3 separate regions of the Mus musculus genome follow, and all the other regions are linked to region 3. Evidence: chromatin loops called from intact Hi-C (ENCODE). Cell type or tissue: heart. All regions are shown on one strand. Each heading gives the region's core, and the rest is flanking DNA. Links, peaks and the distances in the headings are about the cores only.

Region 1 (7,876 bases), core at 1,600-5,599, 71 kb after region 3:
ACACACACTCATGTGCACATGTTACTCAATTTGGAGAGAGATGCTTTCTGGAAGAACAGAAGTCAAACAGTAAATAGCATTTGCCTTGGAAGAAGGAGCGTGGTCTCTGAGTCCTGAGTACTAGTGTGGATCCAAGGCTCGCTCTCCTTCTTCCCAGGGCCGCTGTGTCTTGTCCATGGTGACTCTTCTAAAGGAATGTCCCCATTGGGAACCAAGACCCTTGAACTTGGCTCTCACTTATAAACGAAGACATGAATTCCCTGTGAAATTAATGGTAACTTCCCTTTGAGACCTTTCCCAAGTGCAGAACAGCCTCTGTCACCAGCTCAAGGGCAGCTGGAGGCTCAGTCTGGCTTTCATATTAAGTGTGAGAGTTGGGCCTTCCACCTACTACAGCAAGTTCATGGCCTCCCTTGTGCTCCTTTACCTCGAGAGCTAAATGCAGTCATTAATAATGAATAAAAAAATCAGTGAGTCCGAAAAGACGAAGGAAACCAGATGTATTATGGGTTCTTTTCCTTCGACCTTCTCATCCCAGCAGGAATGTCCCTCTCTCTCGGAAAAACCCTCCTCCAAATAGAATGTCCCTCCCTTCAACTTCCGGTGTGTCTCTCTATCCGTCCTCCTGACTCCCTCTTCAGTGCAGGATCTCAGGCATGCAGCTCTTTATTCAGTGAGGAACAAGACTATGTATGTTATTTTTCCTTCACGCGTGTTAACCATATTCACATGTTAAAAACATTATTTTCCAGGTCGCGAGATGGCTCAGCGGCTAAGAGCATTAACTGCTCTTCCAGAGGTCTTGAGTTCAATTCCCAGCAACCACATGGTGGCTCACAACCATCCTTAATGGAATCCAATGCCCTCTTCTGGTGTATCTGAAGACAGTGACCATGTATTCATATACATAAAATAAATAAATCCTAAAAAACAAAAAATCTTTTTCCATAATACAGAGTATTTACAAATAGCCTACAGAAGGGGAAGTACAAATAACTTAGATGATAAAACAATGCCTACCCTCAAAGAGACTAATGCATAATACTTAAGTGCTGTGTTCAGGCGTGCAAGGGCTTGTCTGGTATAAATGTCTGTGGTACTGGTGGCTGAACCTAGGCTCACACATGTCACATGTTGAGCAGTATTGTACTACTGAGCTGCACACTAGCACCTGACATCATATAACTTAGGTTACAGCCCCTACCCCTCATCCTTTTTGAGACAGGTTCTCTAGGTAGAGAATGCCTTATAACTCAAACTCACAGAGATCTGCCTGCCTCTGTTTCCTAAGTGCTGGGGTTAAAGGTGTGCACCACCATGCCCCAGCAGAGCACACACTCTCCAAAGTTGCTTCACACACTACTGACGATCATGTGGTTCGATCCTGTAAAATAAAAGAATTATGCTCACCCCTCATCTACCTTTGATGAGGTCAGTTCAGAGCAGTTGGAAAATTCCACCAGGCACCCCTCCCCTCCTGGAAGAGACAGGCCAGAGAGCACATACCAGAAGGAAGAGGCTAAGCCCCTACTACCTCATTCCCTAAAGATCAATCAGTTTAAAGGGAGCTCTGCTCCTCCAATCATATTGTGCCTAGCTGCTGATGCTCTCTATTCTGCTCCTGGAAACTGTATAAAAACTCACCGACCTGGGCCACCCAGGGTTGCTGCCTCTCCTTCGGGTGCAGGATGATGACCCCAGAATGCTGGAACAATAAATTCCTCTGGCTTTGGCATCGATCTCCAGCTCCACATTTTTCACTGGGGGTGGGAGAGTGGGAGTAGGGGGTGGAGGATGGGGGGTGGGGGGTGGGAGGTGTTTCCCAGTAAGCTAAGTCTCATCCGAGTCTTACACCTTCAAATAAATGAGACTCAAACTGTGATTTATTTATTAGGCTCTGCACAATTACCAGGGGATGGCCCCTAATCTAATTCTCTAACTCTAGATTGGCTACTTCAACTGTGCTTCCCAATTCTTGTTTGAATCTTCTTGGGTTATTTCTGCTCCAGCAGTCTGATGTCCTGGGGAGGCATTTCACTCTGGCTTGGGCATAGACTGCTGGTCCATCATGACTAATGGGGACCTCCTCTTCTCTATGTCTTTTCCTCCTCTGTGCCCCCCTTCTCTTACCTGTAACCTACCTGTAACCCCTCCTCTCCACCTAGTAATTCAAATCTGATAACCGCTCTCTATTCCCCTCAGTAACTAGCTGTTGCCAGTTTTACTTAACCAATAGTTTTAAACTGGGGAGTAAGGTTTGCACAACAAAGGCTAGTGTACATGGAAATTTGCTTCTCTTGGGGCAACCAGGTCTTGGGGTACAGAATCTAGCATTTGAATATACAGCAGCACCAGACCAACCCCCAACACCACCCCACCCTAACTGAGGAATACACTGCTCCTGAATACACTGTGGCTCCTGAGTATGACAGAGCAGGTATTTATTACAATTACAAAGCCATGCTGTTTCCAAGAATTTCCACTTCTTAGAATTTCTCTTCCAGATAAACCACATGTGAAACGATAATGAAGGTCTTTCACTACAGTGTTCCCTGGACTACAAAAAGACTGGGAAACAACTTAGCTTCCTGTAACCACAGGTCTGGCACAGCAAAGTGTCTGATTCTGAACCCTGTTCCCTTAGTCCAACTGGGTGAATACATACATTGAAGACAGAGGGACAATTTGCTAAGGGATGTCACACAGGCCTCTGCTCGACCGGCTCTATGACAAAGGCCATTGTAACATAGATTGAGGACTCAAGACTCAAGCCATGTGTTCCAACTACCAGGGAGCAGTGACACCTGGAGTGATAATAGGGGCCTTCATCCTTCTTGGTCTGCTAGCAGAGTTCAGCCTACCTGCCAGCGTTGGGGTAGAGTGCTCTGCTTCCTCTCTGATCCATTCCTACTTTCAAATGTTCTGTTCTGCACCCTAACTTCTATGGCTGCTGTTCAGGGTCATACCTGCCACAAGGGCTTTTGCAGCTGCTCTTGTTTCTGCTTGAATGTCCTTCCTCCCTTAAGTATTAAGAGAAAGACATTGGGCTGGAGAGATGGCTCAGTGGTTAAGAGCACTCACTGCTCTTCCAGAGGACCTGAGTTCAATTCCCAGCAACCTCATGGTGGCTCACAACCATTTGTAATGGGGTCTGATGCCCTCTTCTGGTGTGTCTGAAGACAGCAATGGTGTACTCATATACATAAATAAATAAATCTTAAAAAAAAAAGAAAAAAATGTATGTATGGGTGTCTGTCTGCATGTATGTCAGTGCACCATGTGTGTGCCTTGTGGATGTTGGGAATCTAACCTAAGTCCCCTGGAAGAGCACTTAACTGCTTAGCCATCTCTCCAGCCCTTGAGGTCAACCCCCAATGGCTTCTTAACAGGGTCTCACTACACAGCTCTGGCCATCCTGGAACTCACTAAGTAGACCAGGGTGGCCTCAAACTCAGAGAATCACTAGGCACTGCTTCTAAGTGCTGGGATTAAAGGTGTGTGCTCCATCAGGTCACTTTTTAAATGTACATATCCCTCACCTACTTAAAACTGGTGGCAGGACTCCTTCCTGGTACCACTCTCTTTCTTGCCCACTTCCTGCTTTTTCCATCTCTTAAGCCTCTTATGTAGTAAGTGCTCATTTAGTCTCCTCCTTGCAGAAAGCAAGTGCCAGTCAGTGCTGGCTTGGTTTCATTTGTTGCTGCTTCCTCTGCAATGAGAACTAGAGTTGCTATACAGTAAGGACTTAATGTCTGGGGCTAGAAAGATGGCTCAGCAGTTAGGAGCACTGGTTGCTCTTCCAGAAGTACTGAGTTCAATTCCCAGCAACCACATGGTGGTTCACAACCATTTATAATGAGATTTGGTGCCCTCTTCTGGCATGCAGGCATATATGCAGGCAGAATGATATATGCATAAATATATTTTTTTTCCAGACAGGGTTTTTCTGTACAGCCCTGGCTGTCCTGGAACTCACTTTGTAGACCAGGCTGGCCTTGAACTCAGAAATCTGCCTGCCTCTGCCTCCCAAGTGCTGGGATTAAAGGCGTGTGCCTCCATGCCTGGTGCATAAATAAATCTTAAAAAACCTTAAAAAAAAAAAAAAAGAACGTAATGTTTGCTGAATAAAAGGGTTTTCCTCTTTCATACAAAGTCAGTAACATACCAAAAACAGAATCTGAAAGGCAGGTGAAGGTGGGGTGAGGCCAGCTTCTCCAATACTGCAACTTCTCCCTTTCCCCATGCCCTGCTTTACCAGAGTTGTTTTTTTAAGACAAGAGTTTTTCTGTGTAGACCAGGCTGGCCTCGAACTCAGAAATCTGCCTGCCTCTGTCTCGAAAGCGCTGGGATTAAAGTAATGTGCCACCATTGCCCGGCCAGATATTTAATATAGGGTCTTGTTATATATAACCCAGGTCTGCTTTAGCCTCCCAAGTGGTAGTATAAGACCTTCTAAAGTATGTAAATTAGACACAGGGCACACTTACCTTTCACACCTTACCTATAAAAATAACTTAAAAGTCTCTATTTTGTTTTTGTTTTTTTTTTTTTTTTTTTTTTTTTAGACAGGGTTTCACTATGTATCCGTGGCTGGCCTGGAACTTCCTATGCAAAACAAGCTGTCTTCCAGATCATAGACAGCCACCTGCCTCTGCTTCCTCATTCAAAGCACGTACCACCATGTCCAGTTTTTAAAAAATACAATTTTTAAAGATTTTGATTTTGGGAACTAAAGAGATGGTTCAGTGAATAAAAGCACTTCTGAGGACTCAGATTTGATTCCCAGCACCCACATGGCAGCTCACAACTGTGTATAACTCCAGTTCCAGGGGATCTAACACCTTGTTCTCAACTCCATGGGCCCCAGGCACACATGTAGTGCACATATACACATGCAGATAAAACATTCTCACACACAAAACAAATCTTTTTTTTTTTTTTTGTTTTTTTTTTTTTTTTTGTTTTTTGAGACAGGGTTTCTCTGTGTAGCCCTGGCTGTCCTGGAACTCATTCTGTAGACTAGGCTGGCCTCGAACTCAGAAATCCACCTGCCTCTGCCTCCCAAGTGCTGGGATTAAAGGCGTGCGCCACCACGCCCGGCACACAAATCTTAAAAACCATTTTTTAAAATTCATGGTGTGTGTGTGTGTGTGTGTGTGTGTGTGTATGTCTGTGTGACACATGCCTGAGTGCCTGCTGAGTCCAGGAGCGAGCACCAGGACCTTTGGAGCTGTAGTTACAGGGGGTTGTGAGCTACACCACTTGGGAGATGGAGGCAGGCAGACCTCTAAGTCTAAAGTCAGCTAAGGCTACATAGTGGGACCCTTTCTAAAATAGTCTGGGAGTGAAGCACAGTGGTAAAGGACCTGGCTGCTAAGTGCAAGATTGAGCTCAAACCCCAGTGTCCCCCCAAAAAAGCATAAAGGCAAATGTGCCGTGTAGCTACTACAGTATGAAAGTAATTCTGTATACAACATAAAATAGTACACTAGCACAGCAATTAACTAATAATGGAAAGGCTTCTCACGAAAGAAGCTGAGTGAGTCTGTAATTTAAATCTGGGAGGTGGATAGGGTGCCAGGGCACAGGCAAAACTGTTGACAGGTCTTTTTAAAGTAGGGTCCCCAGGGAAGGCCGGAGGCAGACAAGGGTGGTTTAGATTGTGGGGGCAGTCTCTGTCAGATAGCTTTCAGTTCTCTTTGAAGTCGCTGGTCAGACCACTTGCTGTCTGCAGAGAGGTGATTACACAAATATGTGTTGCTGGCCATGTCCAGGCCCAGGAGAGGAAGACTCATATTACAGTAGTATCCATTTCCCAACTATTTGTTGCTGGGCGCTGAAACCAGGGAGGGTCTTGTGCACACTAGGCAAGTGCTCTACCATTAAGCTGCACCCCCCACCCTTCAACTATGATTCCCTTCTAGGTGAAGAGTGACTGTATAGACAAGTGGGACTTCAGAGTATCTGCAATATAAATGATGGATTATGATGTCTGGGCTGGCTGGAGACTGGCAGGGAGGAACAGAAAGGAAGAAGCTCATAAAGTCGAGAAAGAAAGATCCCAGACCCGGAGTTACATTCCTGGTGCCTCACCTCCCACCAACCAGCTGAAGCCCAAAGTGAGTGACAGCCAACACTCAGAGCTACTGCAGACGGGGTGGATGGACAGGTGTGTCCATGGTGTTACATAGGAGGGGATGAGCGGAAAAGATCACTGGACAAGGGACAAAGTCAGGGTGTGCAGTGATGTGCTGAGGTATCGCAGCAGGTCGAACTGCCTGTGGCTTTAGGACTCTCACGAGTCTTCCTCTTGCCCGCCATCTGGAAGTGTGTACTGCCAGATAGCCCCTCCCATGCCCCAATTCCAGAACTGCTAAGAATGGCTCACTGTTTCTACACTGTCTGCACAAACAATGTGGTTTGCTTGTGGTTACTGCTGGAAGTGTGGCATTTGGGTGTAAGGCAGGCAGAAGGTGCTTATGTAGCCAGTCCTCCCCACCCCAGCATGGAAGCCATGGGCACTGAGTCTTAAGCCTTGGCAGGCAGCACTGCTTTCACCCGTATACTTAACGTTGGAGAACTGGACGCATCTTGAGAGGCTCCACTTCCTAAGTCTCCTTCAACGCTTGGATCTGGTGTTTTGCACTCTGCTCCTGGGCCTCTTCCCTCTGCTTGGAATTCTTCCAGAGGAACACACCATGGCCACAAGAATGATGGTCTTGTGGACTCCCAGCCAGAAGCCAAAGACATCCCATAGGCAGAAAGGAGCTCGGTGTGGTGGTGGTATACACCTGTGAGCTCCGTGCTTAGAAGGGGGAGGCCAGCGTCTTAATTTCAATGCCAGTCTGGATCTATCCCCCAAATAAAAAGAAACACGTACCTAATTTTTAAAAAAAAGGGAGTGGAGGGCAATGGATTTCACAAGGTGAGGGTGTTCATGGGTGGGCAGTCATGACCCAAAGTGAAAAGGATCACGTCATTCAATAGTTTCTTTTTTTGAGATGGTCTTACTGTTTACCCTGGGCTGTCCTGGAACTCACCATGTAGACCAGGCTGGCCTCAAACTCAGAGATCTGTCTGCCTCTGCCTCCTGAGTGTTGGGATTAAAGGCACGTGTCACCATGTCTCTCTCAAAAGCTTTTGTTTTGTTTTCGAAGGAGAAACAAGAATACCATACTACACTTACTGAATGTGTTTCTAGGGCAAGACCTAGCTCACTGCTACCCTGGGGACAGATGACAGTTGGAGTGATATTACACGGGAGAAGGTCAGACTCAGAGTTAATCCTGCACTCTCAGGGTGTTCTGGCTCTTCGGGATTAGAAACCAATGACTGAAGATAGATAACTAATATGGAATACACACAGCTAGACTTCTCAAGTCCTCAAGGGCTCTAAGTCAGCTTTTTCTTCCCATCTAGCCTTCTCTAGTTTAGGAACGGGCTGCACCACTAATATTTTAATTACTAGAAGCTAGACATTACCCAGTGCAGCACTGTCCGTGGAGTTGGTGGTCGGGTCTGTTCACACATCTAATGCACTACAATGAGAATCAAGCACTTCTGAGCCAGATGGTGATAACACAGGGGAGCCCCACACTTTGTAACCACGGCCCTCGAGAGAGAGGCAGATGGATCTGTTTCAGGTTTGAGGTCACTATTACTTGTCTACGTAGTGAGTTCTAGGCCAGCCAGGGCTACACAGCAAGAAGGGGTGTCAGAGAAGGAGATGGAGACAGAGAGACACATACACCGTGAGGGTGGCAAAATGGCTCAGCGGGTAAAGGCACTTGTTGCCTCCAAGCCTGATGACCTGGGTTTGACCCCTCGGATTGACACGTTACAGCAGGGCATTGAATCCATCAAGCTGTCCTCTGGC
Region 2 (7,876 bases), core at 1,600-5,599, 410 kb after region 3:
TGGGTGTGCTAGGCTTGAGTCAACCGGCCCCAGGTGCCCGAGGCCCTTGGATCTGCCCGCCACCCTGCTCGGCCTGCCCGACCCCTTCCTGGATCAGAGCCGCATGCCGGGGGTTTCTGCCTTTGCTTGGATCTCAGAGTCCCCCAGAAATGGTAGTCTCAGCATCATGCCTGAAACCTCCAACACAAATAATTTTCAATTTGCCTGGGAGTTTCAATCGTACAATCCAATGTTAAATAATAGATTAGATGCCTCGGGGAGAGAAACAGGGTTTAAGAAGAAATAAATAAAAGGCAAAGTAAAAATCTGGGCCTGGGTTTTTGAGAGTATTTCTGATCTCACAGCTTCTGCTCTTAGCCTGGATTTGACCGCCCTGTTCCTTCCCACAGTGTTAGGACTTGCAGCTCTCTGGGGCCGTGGGACTGCCACCCACCCACATCTCTGAGAGCTGGTGGGGCTCTATTCCAAATGCTAGACAGATTCACTCCATCCCCTGTACCCCTGTTCTGGGCATCTGTACCCCAAAGAGAAGTCTTAGCTTGTAACCTTGGCAACTGTCCCCAGTGAGGCTGCTAGGCTGACCAAATGCTTGTATAGTCATGTAGACTCATGGGCAACCTTAAGCCATGGATGACAGAGAGCTGCAGGCTGGTACAGAGATGGGCAGGCACCAGGCAGGATCTGGTGGCATTGTGTGTGACACCCCAGAGGAAATGCTTATGGGATGGGAACCTTCTCACTGCCCCTGAACTGTGGTCATTTCTGCCCACCCTCTTCCCTGTCACTCCAAGAGAAGGTTCCAGATTCTCATCTTTCAGACCACCCTACTTCTCAGCCCTCCCTCTTGGACCAGGCTGGCTCAGATTAATCTCTCCTCCCCCTCCTCCCACTCCTCCCTCCCCCCTCCTCTCCCTCCCCCTCCTCCCCCTCCTCTCCCTTCCCCTCCTCTCCCTCCCCCTCCTCTCCCTCCCCTCTTCTCCCCCTCCCCCTCCTCCCCTTCTCCTCCACCTCCCCCTCCCCCCTCCTCCCCCTCCTCTTCCTGTTTCTCTGGCTGTTACCTCTCTTACCCCCGCCCCTTTAACTTTTACTTTTCCAGACTGGGTCTCTCACATAGCCCAAGCTGGCTTGGAGCTTGCTGGGTAGCCAAGGATGGCTTTGAACTCTCCACCCATCATTCATCATCATCTTGGCCTCTGGAGGGCACTAAGCCCACTCGGGATCTGTTCCCATCTTTGCTGTCACGCTTGCTGGGGGAGGGGACAAGCTCCGACTTCCCCCTGCTACTTTCCAGCAGCAGGACACCTGTTTATCAGAACCTCAGGCAGCCACTTAAAGGCGTCTGGAATCTCAGTTTCCTGCAAAGCTTGTCTTGTCCTTGCTCCTGAGGTCACTGGATTCCTAACTTGCTCTCACAAACCACCCCCCACAGAGCAGCAGAGCATTCTAATGGTTAAGGACTGGACACCAGACCTAACTGCCGGGCGCTGGAAGGGAGACAGTCTTTTCAGAGCTACGTGGCCTCAGGGTAAATTGTTCAACCCCTTCTGTGTCTCAAGGTCCTTGTCGGGAGATCCCGGGAGGATATAACTGCTCCGTATCTATCTTACAGGGTGGTAATGGCAAGTAAATAAAATAATATATTCATGAAATATGCAGAGCAGTTTGGGATCAGCCTGTAAATACCATGATTTTCGTGTATGTGTGCTGGGGCTTGAGCCTAAGGCCTCAAGCATATTGACAAAGGCTTTAAGAGGAATCCACACTCCCTGCCCTCACTGGCAAGCCTGGGAAGGCAGCATTCCAAGGCATGACCTATATCTGCATTTTTTAAAAAAAATATTGTGTTTATCTGTTTATTCTGATTGTGTGTGTGTCTGCATGCCGTCACTCAAATGTGGGTCAGCAAGAGTCAGTTTTCTCTCCTACCATGTGGGTCCTGGGTATGGAACTTAGATCGTCTTAGATTGACTTAGAGGTAAGCCATTTTACCGGCTGAGCCATTCTGCAAGCCCCATTGCTATTATTTTCTTAGACAGCGCCTCACTCTGTTGCCCAGGCTGATCTATAACTCAGTATGTAGCCCAGGTTGGCCTTGTACGCAGAGCATTTCTCTTGCCTGGGTCTCTTGCAAAGCTAGATCTCGCATGTGCACCACTGTACCTGGTTATTCTTACTTCTTATTACTTCAAGAGCCAAGGCCAGAGAGGACAATGGTATGGGTTTAAATGACATCTCCAGCTAGGCATGGTGGTGGGATCCCAGTGCTCAGGAGGCAGAGGCAGGCTGATCTATGTAAGTTTGAGGACAGCCTGGTCTGCAAAGTGACTTCCAGGACAGCCAGGGCTACACAGAGAAACCCTGTTTTGAAAAACAAAGCAAAACAAAACCCAAACAAACAAACAAACAAAACGTGACAGCTCCAAATAGGGAAAAGACATGGGCAGCCTCTGATGGTACATGATTCTGATTCCAATACTACAGGGTGGAGGCAGGGGGATTGTGAGCCAGGCCAGCCTGGGCTACAGAGTCTATTCAAGGCCAGCAGAGGCTATGGTAGCTAGACACTGCCTTAGAAAACAGAAAGAAGGAAGTAAAGAAGAAAAGACAGTAGGGAGAAAGGGGGTGGATTCGAGATACTTTCAAGAAGTAAGACAGAGTGCAGGGGTGGTGGGCTGAGGTGGGAGTCCTGGGAGGGGGGTGCAGGACTTGGAAGAGATGAGGCTCAGGTAGGGTAGGTGATCTGAGGCACCTTCTGGATGTGCTGATACAGATGTGGGGCAGGTGGCTGGACAAGGCAGGGTGGGGGGAGAGCTGCTAGAGGTCAGGGGTGGAGGTGTAAACTGGGAAGCCAGCATAGGGGTGGTGCTGAGCTCTGCCCTCCAGGGGATGCACAGGCAGGTGAGAGGCTGCTGGACTCAGAACACTGGAGGCTGCTGAAGAACCAGTGCCAACCTGTTTAGGGGGGTAGGGGGTGGGGGGATGGGGATGGGGATGGGCGTCGGAGTGGGGGTGGGGGTGGGAGGATATTTTTAGAGAAAGAAGAGATGGAGGAGAGGCCGTGGGGCCATGGGATGCATTTTGGTGGGAAAGACAGAGCAGGGTTGAGGCAAGCCTTGGAGGGCGACTCTGTTTTGTTTATTTTTGAGGGAGGATTGTGCCATGCAGCGCTGGCTGTCTGAAGCTCAGGATCACAGTCTCAAAGCCTCAACCTTCTGAGTGTTGAGATTACATGGTGTGCACCCCTATGCCCTTTTAAATCTTTTATTTTATTTTATTTTATTTTATTTTATTTTTGTTTTTTGAGACAGGGATTCTCTGTGTAGCCCTGGCTGTCCTGGAACTCACTTTGTAACCAGGCTGGCCTTGAACTCAGAAATCTACCTGCCTCTGCCTCCCAAGTGCTGGGATTAAAGACGTGTGCCACCACCACCCCGCTTAAATCTTTTAATTTTATGTTTTGTTGATAGATTAGCCTAAGGACTGTGCTTTGGCGATGTCTTGGAGGAAGAGACAGAGACATAGGGTGGGCATTGGAGAACACCATTGCTTGGAAGGAGAACAGGACCCAACAGAAAATACCTACTTTTGAGGGGCCTACTGGGCTTTCCCATTTATTTAAAATACCAGAAGAGGTGATGCTCATGAAGGTGTGTATGCAATGTGAGCACGGGTGTGTATGTGTGTGTACACGCGTGTGCATGTGCGTTTCCAGTGAGGTCAGAGAATACCTGGTATCTCTCGGATGGACAGTGGAAACCATTGCCTTGCTTGGTGTTGGTAACCCAGCTCTTGGACCCATCTGAGGGATGAGAGAAGCTGAGGTGCTGGGGTGCTTGGTACTCGGGCAGGTTCTTTTGGAACTGGTGGGTTAGAAAGTAGCGTCTGGGGTCTTCCCAGAGATTCTGTGGAGGTTGGTTGAAATCTCATCTTAGGGAGAGGCAATTCTTTCTGCACTGGCTAGCGTCACCCACTCTGGAATGTTGCTGCCACCTGGTGGCCCAGTTAGGGATGCACCGGCCTCTGTTTAGGAGCAGGGACTTGGCCCCACCTGCTGGTTATGAGTGGTTCTGCATCTATAAAGTCCCCGTTGGCGGCAATTATGCTACACTGGAGAAAGAGAAGTGGCTTGTCCTGTCTGCTTGGTACAGGGTTTGAGTCAACCTGTCTGGATTTTGAATGCCTCCCCAGGGTATTTGAGGGAGGGACCCAGGACTTTGGATACCAGTTGTTTCTATCCTGACAATGGTTTCTACATCGAGGGAAGGTCAGCCATTCAAAGATAAAGAAAGGCCTGGTGGGGAATCTGTGTGTGTGTGTGTGTACCCACATGTGTGTCCTAGTGGGGCCCTGGGGGATGGATCACACTTGAGGAGAGGGCCTGAGACTGGACAGCTATTCTCCAACCTTGATTTTTTTTCCCCCAGTGACCCTTCCTAGTGATCAGATGGTCTGCTTTCAGGGAGAATGGTGAGCAATTGGGACAGGACTGAGTAATGAATACAAGGTGCTACCAGAGAGGAAAGGGGACAGAGGACTTGTCCATAGTTCCACCTACACGTATACCCATCATCCAGTCATTTATGTCCATATAGAAGGACATACAGAGAGACAGAGAGACAGAGACACATCCCTGCATGCACATTCTTTCCTGTGTTCCACAGTCTAGCTCAAGGCTGTGAGGCTGGATATACCTCAATGAATTTGAGGCAGGGCCTCAGGGCTGGGCCTATGGCCTTCAGTTGATGGCCATCCTGGGGACCATTAAGGTGGTGCTAATTGTCAGAGTCTTGGGTCTTGTTCCCTCCTCCCTTAAAACTGGTAATGGCTACATTGCATGTAGGTGTGTCCAGCTTAGCTCCTGCTTGGGTGACACTGAAGAGTGACCTTGCGAGGGTTTCTTATTTTTAGCCCATCCCCACATGCTCTCCCTTTCTCTCCCCCACTTCCTTTCTTCCCCTCCCTGACTGCCCCCCACCCCCTCTCTGGCAGTAGCCCAGGGCAATGAGCTGCAGCAGACCAAGTGGCAGTACAGGCTGCCCAGATGGGCCTCTAGGTGTCCTTTGGCTGAGCAGAAGCTCCTAGACACTCTGCCCCAAGCTCTGCCAAATGTACCCACAACCAGAGACACTTTCTCCGTTGTGAATTCAGTTTCGCTAGCGCCTGCTATTTCTGGGCCACAGTTAGCTTTCTAGCTTTCCAGGCTTCTCTAGCATCTCTCACATGGGTCTGCCTAGAGCTGGTTCTGGCTCCAGTCAGGGTGACCTTCTTGGCTTTCTGAGCCTCTGGACATCTGCCTTCCATGAATCTCCTAAACCCCTCTGGCTGTGACTTGATCCTCCTCCCCATCCCTCTGGGTCCTTCCCTATCAGATGGTCACTTCCAGCTGGAACCAGAGGGCAGCCTCACCCTTGCTCAGGGCTCCTGGATGAATGTGGCTCCAAGACAGAAGGCAGCTTCAGTCACTTGTTCCAATCCTGGAAGATTCCAGAGACCACTACAGTAAAGGCAAAATGGAGGTGAATTAGCTGTAGCCAGTATGAGGCCAGCTGGATTCCAGTAGCATCTACTGCCTGGGGGACCTGGTGCTGTCTCTCCTTACAGACCCAACATCAGCTTTGGGAGTGGTCTCCCAGGACGACCTGGATATATCTGCCCCACAGACGGATCCAGAAGGCAGGCAGAGGTTCTCAGCAATCCTGGAGAGACAGGCAAACGGACATCTGCTCCTAATACAAAGTGCTTCCCTCTCCTTGTAGACACAGCCCCAGTCACACTCATACTGTAAGCACCAACAGAGCTCCCACTGGGACCTTTCCGTTGTCACTCTGACTTGTGCCAATTTCAGAATCAGTTCTGGCACCCAACTTAAGGAGAGGTTTCACAGACAGCTCTGCCTTCCCCTCCCCCAAAGCCAGATCCTCAAGGGTGGGTAATCTGTCAGCCTTGAGGTGTTTGATTAGGTGTGTAGATAAGGCTGAGGTCACACTCAGGGTCAGGGATGTGCTGGCTATAGCTTTAGCCAGCTCACCATAGACGTCTAGGAAGCTGAGGATGACGTCGCTCCCCACGGTGAGAATTACAGAAACTGACCATGCTGCTCAGTGCCTTACAGAGCCCCAGGTGCAGAGCCCCAGGTGCAGTGCCTTACAGAGCCCAGGTGCAGCCCTAATGGGCACCTGATAGGGAGCTTGCCCCTGTTCTGGCTGTCCTCAGAGAACCTGCTGCAAGGTGAGACCCAAGGGACTCCACTCCCTAAGTGGGGACAGACCTATCTTTTCTCTCAGGGACTTAGCAGGGCCCACAGGTGGTCTGGAAAGAGAAAGAACTCAAACAAACAAGCTGGAAATACACAGCAAGATCCTGATTCACCAAAACAAAAGCAGGCTCAGCGGTTAAGGTTAAGAGCTCAGATTGCTCTAGCGGTTCAGCTCCTACAGGGAGGTTGACAGCTGCCTGTCACTCCAGCTTTGGGGGGGGGGGGGAATCTGACCCCATACAGCCTTCACAGACACCTGCACTCATGTGCACATATTCACGTATTATTAATAGTAAAATACATTAAAAATTTTTTTTCTAAGACTCCCCAAGGCATAGGGCAGGGTGCCTATGAGCTCACAGCACAGCCTGGAGTAGACACCACTGCTCTGAAAACCATGTGCTTTATTCAGATGACCCTGGGTCATAGAAAAGCAGCAAACCACGTGGTTTGGTACAAGGCAAAGGATAAGGGGATGTAGGACATCCCTCGACGCTGGGGCCCTCTTCTGGGTCTCAGGCTTCCCTGGACAGCATAGCTCAGCATAGCTCAGCTGAGTTCTTAAAGCATCCATCCGAGTCGTGCTCCGTCTCAAACTCAGCCAACCCAATGAGGAAATGGGTGTGGGACAAGGGTCAAGGTCCATTGTCTGGGCCTCTGTGGCCCACCCTAGGGCCACAGCCACAAGGCCTCACATCCTCAGAGCTCAGTCCCCGGAGGCCGCCTATGCGCAGGTGAGTGGGCATGACCGGCAGACCCCGCCCCTGACCAGCAGGCCCCGCCCTCAGTACAGGTCCGAGAAAGGTTTGGAGTAGTTGAACATCAGGTAATCCATGTAGTAGAAGTCGTAGGTTCGCTGTCGCTGCAGCGAGGAGAGCTGAGCGAAGTACTGATGGGTGATTCTCGATGTGGTCCGCGCCTCCTCGGAGTGCCTGTCCTTGAACCTCGGGAAAGTCAGGTTCCCGGGCGCATGGATGAGACGCAGGAAGAAGTTGGCATCGTCTTCCATGCTCTCGAACTTGCCCACAAAGTCATAGTCGATGAGGCAGGGGCTGCACAGCCGGCTAACATGGTCCCAGTGGATGTCCATGCCCACGGGCCGGTGGACATCCAACAGGTACTGGACGAACTCGGGGAACTGCACACCGGAGCCAGTCCGCAGTGCCTCCCGCGAGGCGTTGGCGCGGTACCGGGCCAGGATAGCCTTGCCAAAGACAGGATGATAGTAGCTGTTAGGATGCTCAAACTTGTCTCGGAAAGCAGAGACCAGCCGCTCAAAGGGTTCCCGGACAAAGAGCATCTTGGTGTAGGTACTGAGGCGGTGCACTATGCCCTGCCGGTCAAAAGTATCCAGGCGCTTAAGGGCGCTGCCATAGTGGACGGTGTTGTGTTGGATATCTGCCGTGGATGAGGCTAACCCTGCCAGCACCATGAGCACCCTCTTCCAGTTGGAGCAGCCTGCCTTGGGTACTTCACAGTACAGTACACGGTGGCGGTCCTCCACGAAGATGCGGGAGACGTGGCGGGGAGTGACAGCTCTGCGGCTGCTGCTGGCCCTGTATTTAGCGCAGGCTTCTCGCATCACACGCTTGCGCTCCTGTTGGGTCTGGTGCAGGCTGA
Region 3 (7,876 bases), core at 1,281-5,280:
CCCTTTAATATAGTCCCTCATGTTGTGATGACCCCCCCCCCAGCCATAAAATTATTTTGTTGCTACTTCATAATTGTAATTTCGCTACTGCAATAAATTATGTAAATATCTGTGGTTTTGGATAGTCTTAGGTATCTTGTAAAAGGGTCATTCAACCCCTGAAGAGGACTGAGACCCTGGCTGAGAACCACTGGACTAGAGAATACCATGCTAGAGTGGCCAGAGGAAGAACTGTATACTAGGCAGGATGCTCCATGAAAAGGTTTGAAGATGGCCAGCAGTAAACTTCTAAAGCAGGTCCTCATCCAAGAGGTTGTACGGGCACCAGAAGCCCAGAGGAGAATGCTCATTGGACACTGGCATGTCCCTCCCCAAATCTGATCACTATGCCATTCTATCCCGCTCAAGCTTCTCTACCCACTAGTGAGGCTGTGCTGGGTAGCTTCTGATCATTAAAAAATAAAAGGCTTCATGTGTCAAATAAATTAATAGGAAAATGGCTAAGATCACATGCAAAAAAAATGATAAATGAGGACCTAAGATTAGTTCAGCTAAGCATCTTTTTCTATTCATTTTTATGAAGTTTTGGAGTTGGCATATATAGTAATAGGTTTCATCATCGCACTTTCTTGCATTTGCCACTGCAGTTTGTTCTCTCCTGCTCCCCATCCCTGCCTGCATGCCCTGAGTTCAAGGCTGCCTGGTCTACAGAGTGAGTTCCAGGACAGCCAGGACTATACAGAGAAACCCTGTCTAGGAAAAAAAAAAAAAGAAAAAGAAAAAAAGAAAAAGGAAAAAAAAAAAAGAAGAAGAAGAAGCAGCAAGCTAGTGGTAAGTTTACAACTTAATGTCTAAAAGCAAGTGTCTCTCCTGGGAGCCAACAGTCAAAGAATCCCAGCAGCCTCTCCCAGGTCAGTTACCTCAGCTGCCCCTCGCCAGGATCGCACAGCTTCCTCCAGTTCAGGTGTGTGGCCCATGCCAGACAGACTGCTGTTCTTTTTTTCTGGCACAACTACCTCAGCAAAGCAAGAGTGAGCCACCGGCTGGACTTTCTGCAAGGCGTGGGTCAAAAACTGGAAATGGACTTGCACCACTGTCAAGAAACATCGCCCCAACACCTGTGAAAACAAAAGAGCAAGGGGATTTTAGGCTGTGGGTTGCTCATGGATTAGTGCAGTAACTCCTCAACTGTCAACAGACTGGCAATCATAAAAGCATGCAATGCTAAAAAGTCCCCCTGCTTTACAAGTGCCTGCCTATTGGGCCTTGATACTAGAAATTTAGAAGTCAAAACATTTCAAAGAGCCAGGTGTGGTGGCTCACGCCTTTAGTCCCAGCACTCAGGAGGCAGAGGCAGGCGGATTTCTGAGTTCGAGGCCAGCCTGGTCTACAAAGTGAGTTCCAGGACAGCCAGGGCTATACAGAGAAACCCTGTCTGAAAAAAACAAAACAAAACATTTCAAAGCAAGCAGTAAGCCTCAGGCACAAGTGGGTCTTCCAACTTCCCCCCACCTGTCCTCACTTCCCGAGTCTAGACTGTCTTTGAGTTCCTGTGGGTCCGAGCCATTCATAATCTCAATTGTGGCCACAGAGTATTCAGAACGCAAAGGAAAAGTCATGGTATGTGAGTAAAAATCTGAAAGGTTGGTTTGACCTAGAAGAAAACATTCCATTGGGAATGAAATTCAAAGATACTGGTTGTTTCAGTGCTGTGCTAATATTGTTATGAATACAGTTGTTTGTTGTGTTCCTCCTACTCATTACAAAACAAAGCTGACAGACCAGTTTTCCAGGAGTCAACAAAACATAGGAGATAATGCTATCAACAAGGCAGAAACCCACTAATCTGACACTATCAGTGGTTGGTTGGCTAGTTAATAATTCAAATAGGATCTCACTGGAACTGTCTGTCCTGGAACTCACTCTGTAGGACAGGCTGGTCTCAAACTCACAGCAATCTGCCTGCTTCTGGCTACCAAGCCCTGGATTTAAATGCACATGCCACCATGTCCAGCCAGAATTTTTTTTCAAACAATAAATCTGACAGATATGGCGATATATTCAGGTAATTCTAGCACTTGGAAGACTTAAGTAGGTGCATCATGAGTTCAAGACCAGCCTGGTCTACAAAGAGAGTTAGAAGCCACTGTTCCCCTGCTTCAAAACAATAATAGAAGCCCAAATCCCACTGCTAATAGACAAATGTTCTAAATTGTTAAAATGTTAAATGAACATTTTAAGCCATGAAAGATTATTTGCTTGGAGACCAGGGAAGCTGTTCCCTTTCTTGCTTCCTAGTGACTTGACTTCCTCCCCCACCCCCTTTTTCAGGAGACAGGGTCCAGGAATTCAATCTGTAAACCAGGTTGGCCTCAAACTCAGAGATCCACCTGTCTCTGTCCCCTCTAAGTGCTAGTACTAAAGGTTTGCACCACTGCCACCTCCCCCCCCCCCTCTTACTTTCTCTGTATGTTTTTGGTGGTACTGAAGCTATCCCCAGGGCCTGGAGCAGAATGAGGAAGAGCTAACATCCTCCTTCCGTTTTATCTTTGTACTTTATACAGGAGGGTCTCACTAAGTAGCTCAGGCTGGCTTTGGACTTGCAATCCCCCTGCCTCAGTCTCCTGAATTTCTTAGATTTCAGGAGTGTACAACTCCCAGTCTGGTTTTCTAACTTGGGCACAGCTGTGATGTTTGTTGATTTCCTATGTTTTTCTCTAAAAAGCAGGAGAAACTGCTAGCTGAAAAAGACCCTGAGCTTGGAGAATTGAAAGTTCAAAGTCTGCCTGGGCAATCTGGTGAGACCCCAGCTGCTCCAACTGTCTGCACTCCTTTCTCAAAGATTTAACATCCATTAGAGTCCCGACGCTCTCACCCCATCTTGTACCTTGGAGCAGCCTAAAGACTCAGCCACATCTAAGTCAGATGCTGCCCTTAACCATAAACCCAATCCAGCATCACACAACAGAGCTGCTTTGCTACAGAAACTGGGACAGGCCAGCTCCCAATACCTATTCTCTCTAAAAGATTTCTCCCCTGTAGAAAGCACCAGAGCAAACATGTTAATTTAAAGTTTCATCCAAAACTAGAGCAAAAAACAAACAAACAATAAGCTCATATTAAAGTGTCCACCCTCTAAGTGAACAGCTAAATCAAAGCTGAATTCTACCTCCTAGGTTTCCACTGCCCCTTTCCTCAGAGCTCCTCCCTACTAAGGCTACGGCTATGAAGGGTAGGGTGAGGGACACAGACCTAAGAATCCAGCTAGAGACTCCTGACATGAATACACGCCCTCTGTCTAGTACCATACACACTACCAGTCGGCTTTAACTAAGCATTCAGCATGTACTTGGTCTACACTACAGAGTTCATATGGGTTGTGTCACAAATCCCAGAATACCCCTATGAAGTCATCTCTATGTTACAGAGAAAAAGACTAAGGCTAGACAAGTTATGAAACCAGGCACAAAGGTTACAAAACAAACAAGCAGAACAGTCTCTTCATTCAGTGTTCAGCTTCTACGATTTTAGCAAGTATGTCCTCTTGTCTTCAACACTTTCAATATCCAAACAGACAGAGGGTGGCAGCACTGGACCAGGCACACAACAGAAATTCAGTCTTAACTGGCACCGGCTAAGGGCACCAGGAAGCTCCCTATAGCGACAGAGGAGCTGGGTGGCTCCTCCAGGTCACACTCTCTCCCCTCTTTCTTGGCCTCTTAGCAAGCTATGGGAGAAAGAAATGGAGGGTAAGTGAAGTTGCCATGCTGCTCTGGGGTCACATTCTCCCAGCTTCTGACCAATGAAAATTACTTGCTCCTTCTAATAATAAATATATAATACATGAATGCCTAATATGTACAAAGCTCAAAAATCCTGAGGGTACACAGGAAAGAGGATGAGAAAATCCCTGTGCTCAGGAGGGTTACATCCTAATAGGGCTAAGAGACAACAAAGCCATAAATAGACACAAGGTCAGATGCAGCTGGAGAACAAGCTGCCTGGCAGGTGGTGAGGAAAAGGCTCTCTGAGGATAAACCAAGGAAGAAAGCTTCACTTCCTACTCTGAAAGGAACACTCTGAGAAATGGCAGTGAAGCCTGGTATCTGGATCACAGAAGCATGGGGCTGGGGTGGGTCCTCCTAATGCACTGCTAGAGAGGTGGAGGTGGAATCCTGCTGTCAGTCTGCTGTCTTTGCTCTTTATTATGTACCTGACCTTAGATGAGTCATTTAAGCTGCAGTTCTTCTCTGTAAGAACTGCCCTCTTCTTTCCCACGATGGGTAAAGCATAAACCCAATTAAGATTGTGACAAAATACACGTTGTAAATAATTAAAGGCCAACCTAACCAGTAGTTAGCCCGACTCTTGGAAACTGGTTTCAGTGACTACTTATTATAAAATGTCACCTCAAGTAACAGACACATAAACATCACCTTCTGAGAGGACAAAGCTCCTGTCTCTGCTCACCCTTTATCTCATCTCCTTTCCTGGCTCAGCCCTCAACGCCCTTAATAGACCTCACCCTCCTTGACTCAGGGATGGGCCAGTTCTTGGGGACTGTCCTCACACAGGTTTGGAAGAATGTGTCCCAGGGTCACAGACAGCTCTCTCAGCTCACAGACTCAGGGCATGTAAGGCTGCAGAACAGATTGGATAAGCTGGAGAATGGGTGAGTGGAACAGTCAAGGCCAGGTACTTAAGTATAAAATAGCACTGAAGCTCTACCAACAGCCACCACCTTAACCCATGCCAGGAGCCACACACATGGTAAAGTAACCCATTTTACATATGACAAAACAGGCTTAAAAAGATAAATTTGCTTAATGTCAAGTAGGTTTAAGTGAGGAATGTCTGTCTCACTCTAAAAGACATTTCTGACCACCAGGTTGCCCTGTCTGCCTGTGACAAGATCCAGGATATAAAAACAACAGTGGGTAGGTACTAAAGAGAAGACATTCTGGAAGCAGATAATCGTTAGGGAGCTACTGAAACAGAACCCTGCTTACTGGAAATTCCTGATGGCCAAGACGGGTATATCACAAGCCTGGTGCCATGGTATATGCCTGTAATCCTAGCACTCAGGAGGCTGAGACATGAGATCCACAAACTCAAAATCTACGTGGATTACAGAGTGAGACTAGGTCTCAAAGCAGAACAGTTGCGCACATGAACCTTCTTATTCTCTTATACTGTATGCACAGTATCTACCACACTGTAGACATGGGTATAACCAGAGTCCCTCTCTTCTTGGTGTACCTGTTTGGTTGTTTAATGTTGCTGTTAATATTTTATTTTTATCTGTGTGTTTGTCTACACATATATCTATACCCCAGTGTATGCCTAGTGCCTGAAAAGGCCAGAAGAGGGTTTGGAACTGGAATTACAAAAAGTATGAACTGCCATGTAGGTGCTGGGAACTGAACTCAGGTCTTCTCCAAAAGCAGCCATCTCTCTACACCTCTTGTATGTTTCTTGAGGCAACAACTCATCTGGACTGGCCTCACTAGTGTAGCCTCACTAGTACAAGGGTGACCTTGTACTGAGTTTATAGGCCTGGGGCCACCACACCCTCTTTCTTCTCAGTAAGTTTTATAGCTTAAGCAGATTACAAAGGGTTCTAATTTAAGTCCATCCTGTTTGAGAACTAAGACATCCTTTCTGTACCATCATAGTTGTTGAGGGTCAACCTCTATGTTCTGAAATTTTGTTACAGCCATTCCTTCCTACAGCACTTTCTACCTGCTTGTGAATGGAACTGTGGATGCCTAGGTCAACCTCATCTCCCAAAACAGCTTACTTTTTTTCCATATTAACACAGATGGAAGAACCCAAAAGTTCACTGCTCTGCTCAACTCCATTCAACAATTCATCTTTCTTAGATCCCTGCAAAAACTAAGCCATTCTGTACCTTATGTCTGACCAGACAAAAAGTCTCTAGAGTGAAAGCAAGTTGCCAGACTGGCTGCTTCCAATTGAAATTCCAAAGCCATTCCATCATTTCCCTCTCTCCAGTACTTATATACCTTACGCATTCCATTTCATTTTCAGTGTTCACAACCTTGTTTTGAATACAGCTTATTGTCTATATGGTAATTCCAGAGTCATTACACAATGACCCAACCCACAGACCAGACCTTGATACTGCCATCTAAATGTGTCTCAGGAGAAACAGAGAACACAGACTACTTGAAGACTATGGAAAGTACTTATGAAAACTGCACTACAGGTTAAAAATGGGGAAAAAAAAAACCAAGCTTACTGAAAATAGCATGCAAACACTGACAAGCTGGTGCTGTACTGTGGGAGAATGCTTGTTGATCACGCAAGACTCAGATTTCCATCCCAGGGGTGTGGTTCCTTGATTAACAAAAAAAATCTACAAATCTTTTTGCAGCCAGAATTTTCAATCACAGAGAAAAGCCAAGCTATACATAAGGTGGAACAACCAGAAAATGTAATAAAGTCAGCATATGCCTACAACACCACATGTTCAGACAAAAGAACATTCTGACCTGGACAAGCTGCTATATTGCCAGTAAAAACAGCAGAGGTGGTTTCTGAGCTCCTGCCTGCCACATGGGCTAAGCACCATGACATGCAAAGCCTTTGACGGTGATACATCTTCACTTTTAACTGGACAGGGCTTGGAGGGGTAGGGATTCTGCTAAAAAATAAACAGTACTAACTATTCCTGAATAAATAAATAAAATACTTTGGGTATTTTAGTAAAATCTAGATGTTATTATATGTTGTTTTGTTGTTCATTTCCCAAAATAAATTATTATGAGTCAATAGTACAGCACCTGTTTTTGCATGCATAGGGTCCTGAATCTAATTTACTGCCATGTTATATGTGCTAAATATGTAAGAAATCTATCTTGTTCTTATTTTTGAGACAAGGTCTCACAATGTAGCCCTGGCTGGCCTCATATTCAGACATAAAGAGATCAGTTTGCCTCTGCTTTCTCAAACTCTGGGATTAAAGGTTTGTTCTAGTACACCTAGCCATTTTTTCAAGATTTTTAAAAAACTATATGCATATGTTGTGTGTCCATAGAAGTATAGGTACCCATAGAGTCCAAACAATCCCTTATAGCTAGAGTTACATACAGATGGTTGTAAGGCACCCAACGTGGATGCAGGGAAGCCAAACTCAAGTCCTCCTCAAGAACAATGGTTGCTCTTAACCTCAGAGCCATCTCTCCAACCTCACAAGAAGTCATGTTTCAGCTTCATTGCAAAAAATCTTAATACAACTTAAAAAAAAAAAGATTATCCAGGGAAAGGCTACAAAAGGTAAGTATCTAAATTCACATTAATTATGGTAAATCAAAGACAATATCTGTTCTTAAACTCTTTCCCCACTTCAGATGTAAATTTTCTCCATAACCAAATTTATATTGTATGTTTCTATGGGGTAGAAATTGAAAATATATCCAAGTCACCACACATCGTATGGCCTACAAGCCCACTAAAATTTAGGAATTTTTGTTGTTGTTGTTGAACTAAGTATATTTTTGTTAAAAAGTTGTCATTGCCCTTAAGAATGCTTCAAAACTAGGCATGGCAAACACCTGTAGGCTCAGCTTTTCAGGAGGCTGAGGAAAGAGAATCATTCAAATGCATGAGTTTGAAGCCAGGCTGGGTTCAACAACATAAAAAAACAAAACACCATAACTTGAATCAGTGCTTCAGGAGCTGCCTCACTGAGACTCAGAGCTCCCACCCCCATCCATCAGAAACACTAACGACCCCTCCACCCTCGTCCCCACAGTTTCTAACTAGTGATTCTCTGGTGAGTCTTGGATAGGTCAGAAAAGCCTAGCCTATCTCAGCAATGCGGAGAGGGTGAGCCTCCACCTCTGCCTTGACT

What was found. Hi-C counts contacts between places; a loop is a spot of excess contacts. Peaks named below come from ENCODE experiments on the same cell type or tissue, not always from the same donor. Only the 100,000 strongest peaks of a DNase experiment are listed, where the experiment ranks them.
Region 1: it touches region 3 in a loop (2.8-fold over the local background); 20 of 42 quality-filtered maps call a loop at or near these places.
Region 2: it touches region 3 in a loop (4-fold over the local background); 10 of 42 quality-filtered maps call a loop at or near these places.

Annotation. Positions count from the first base shown.
Region 1 is chr7:34,332,876-34,340,751 of GRCm38, forward strand. No RefSeq gene overlaps it. Among named protein-coding and RNA genes, the nearest start is that of Garre1, 23 kb to the left of the region's middle. In heart, for the core only: a CTCF peak has its summit at 3,872 (motif pointing left); no DNase peak of the experiment used is centred there; H3K27ac peaks cover 516 bases.
Region 2 is chr7:34,668,119-34,675,994 of GRCm38, forward strand. It overlaps Chst8 (carbohydrate sulfotransferase 8), which reads right to left. Exons shown (of 4, transcript NM_175140.4): 4 at 6,350-7,876. The coding sequence ends at 7,041. Among named protein-coding and RNA genes, the nearest start is that of Gm12781, 12 kb to the left of the region's middle. In heart, for the core only: a CTCF peak has its summit at 4,012 (motif pointing left); a DNase peak (open chromatin) is centred at 3,993; H3K27me3 peaks cover 1,342 bases.
Region 3 is chr7:34,262,633-34,270,508 of GRCm38, forward strand. It overlaps Garre1 (granule associated Rac and RHOG effector 1), which reads right to left. Exons shown (of 14, transcript NM_172741.3): 3 at 921-1,118. Among named protein-coding and RNA genes, the nearest start is that of Gm12758, 32 kb to the left of the region's middle. RefSeq lists an enhancer at 2,523-7,161. In heart, for the core only: a CTCF peak has its summit at 3,581 (motif pointing right); a DNase peak (open chromatin) is centred at 3,629; H3K27ac peaks cover 1,662 bases.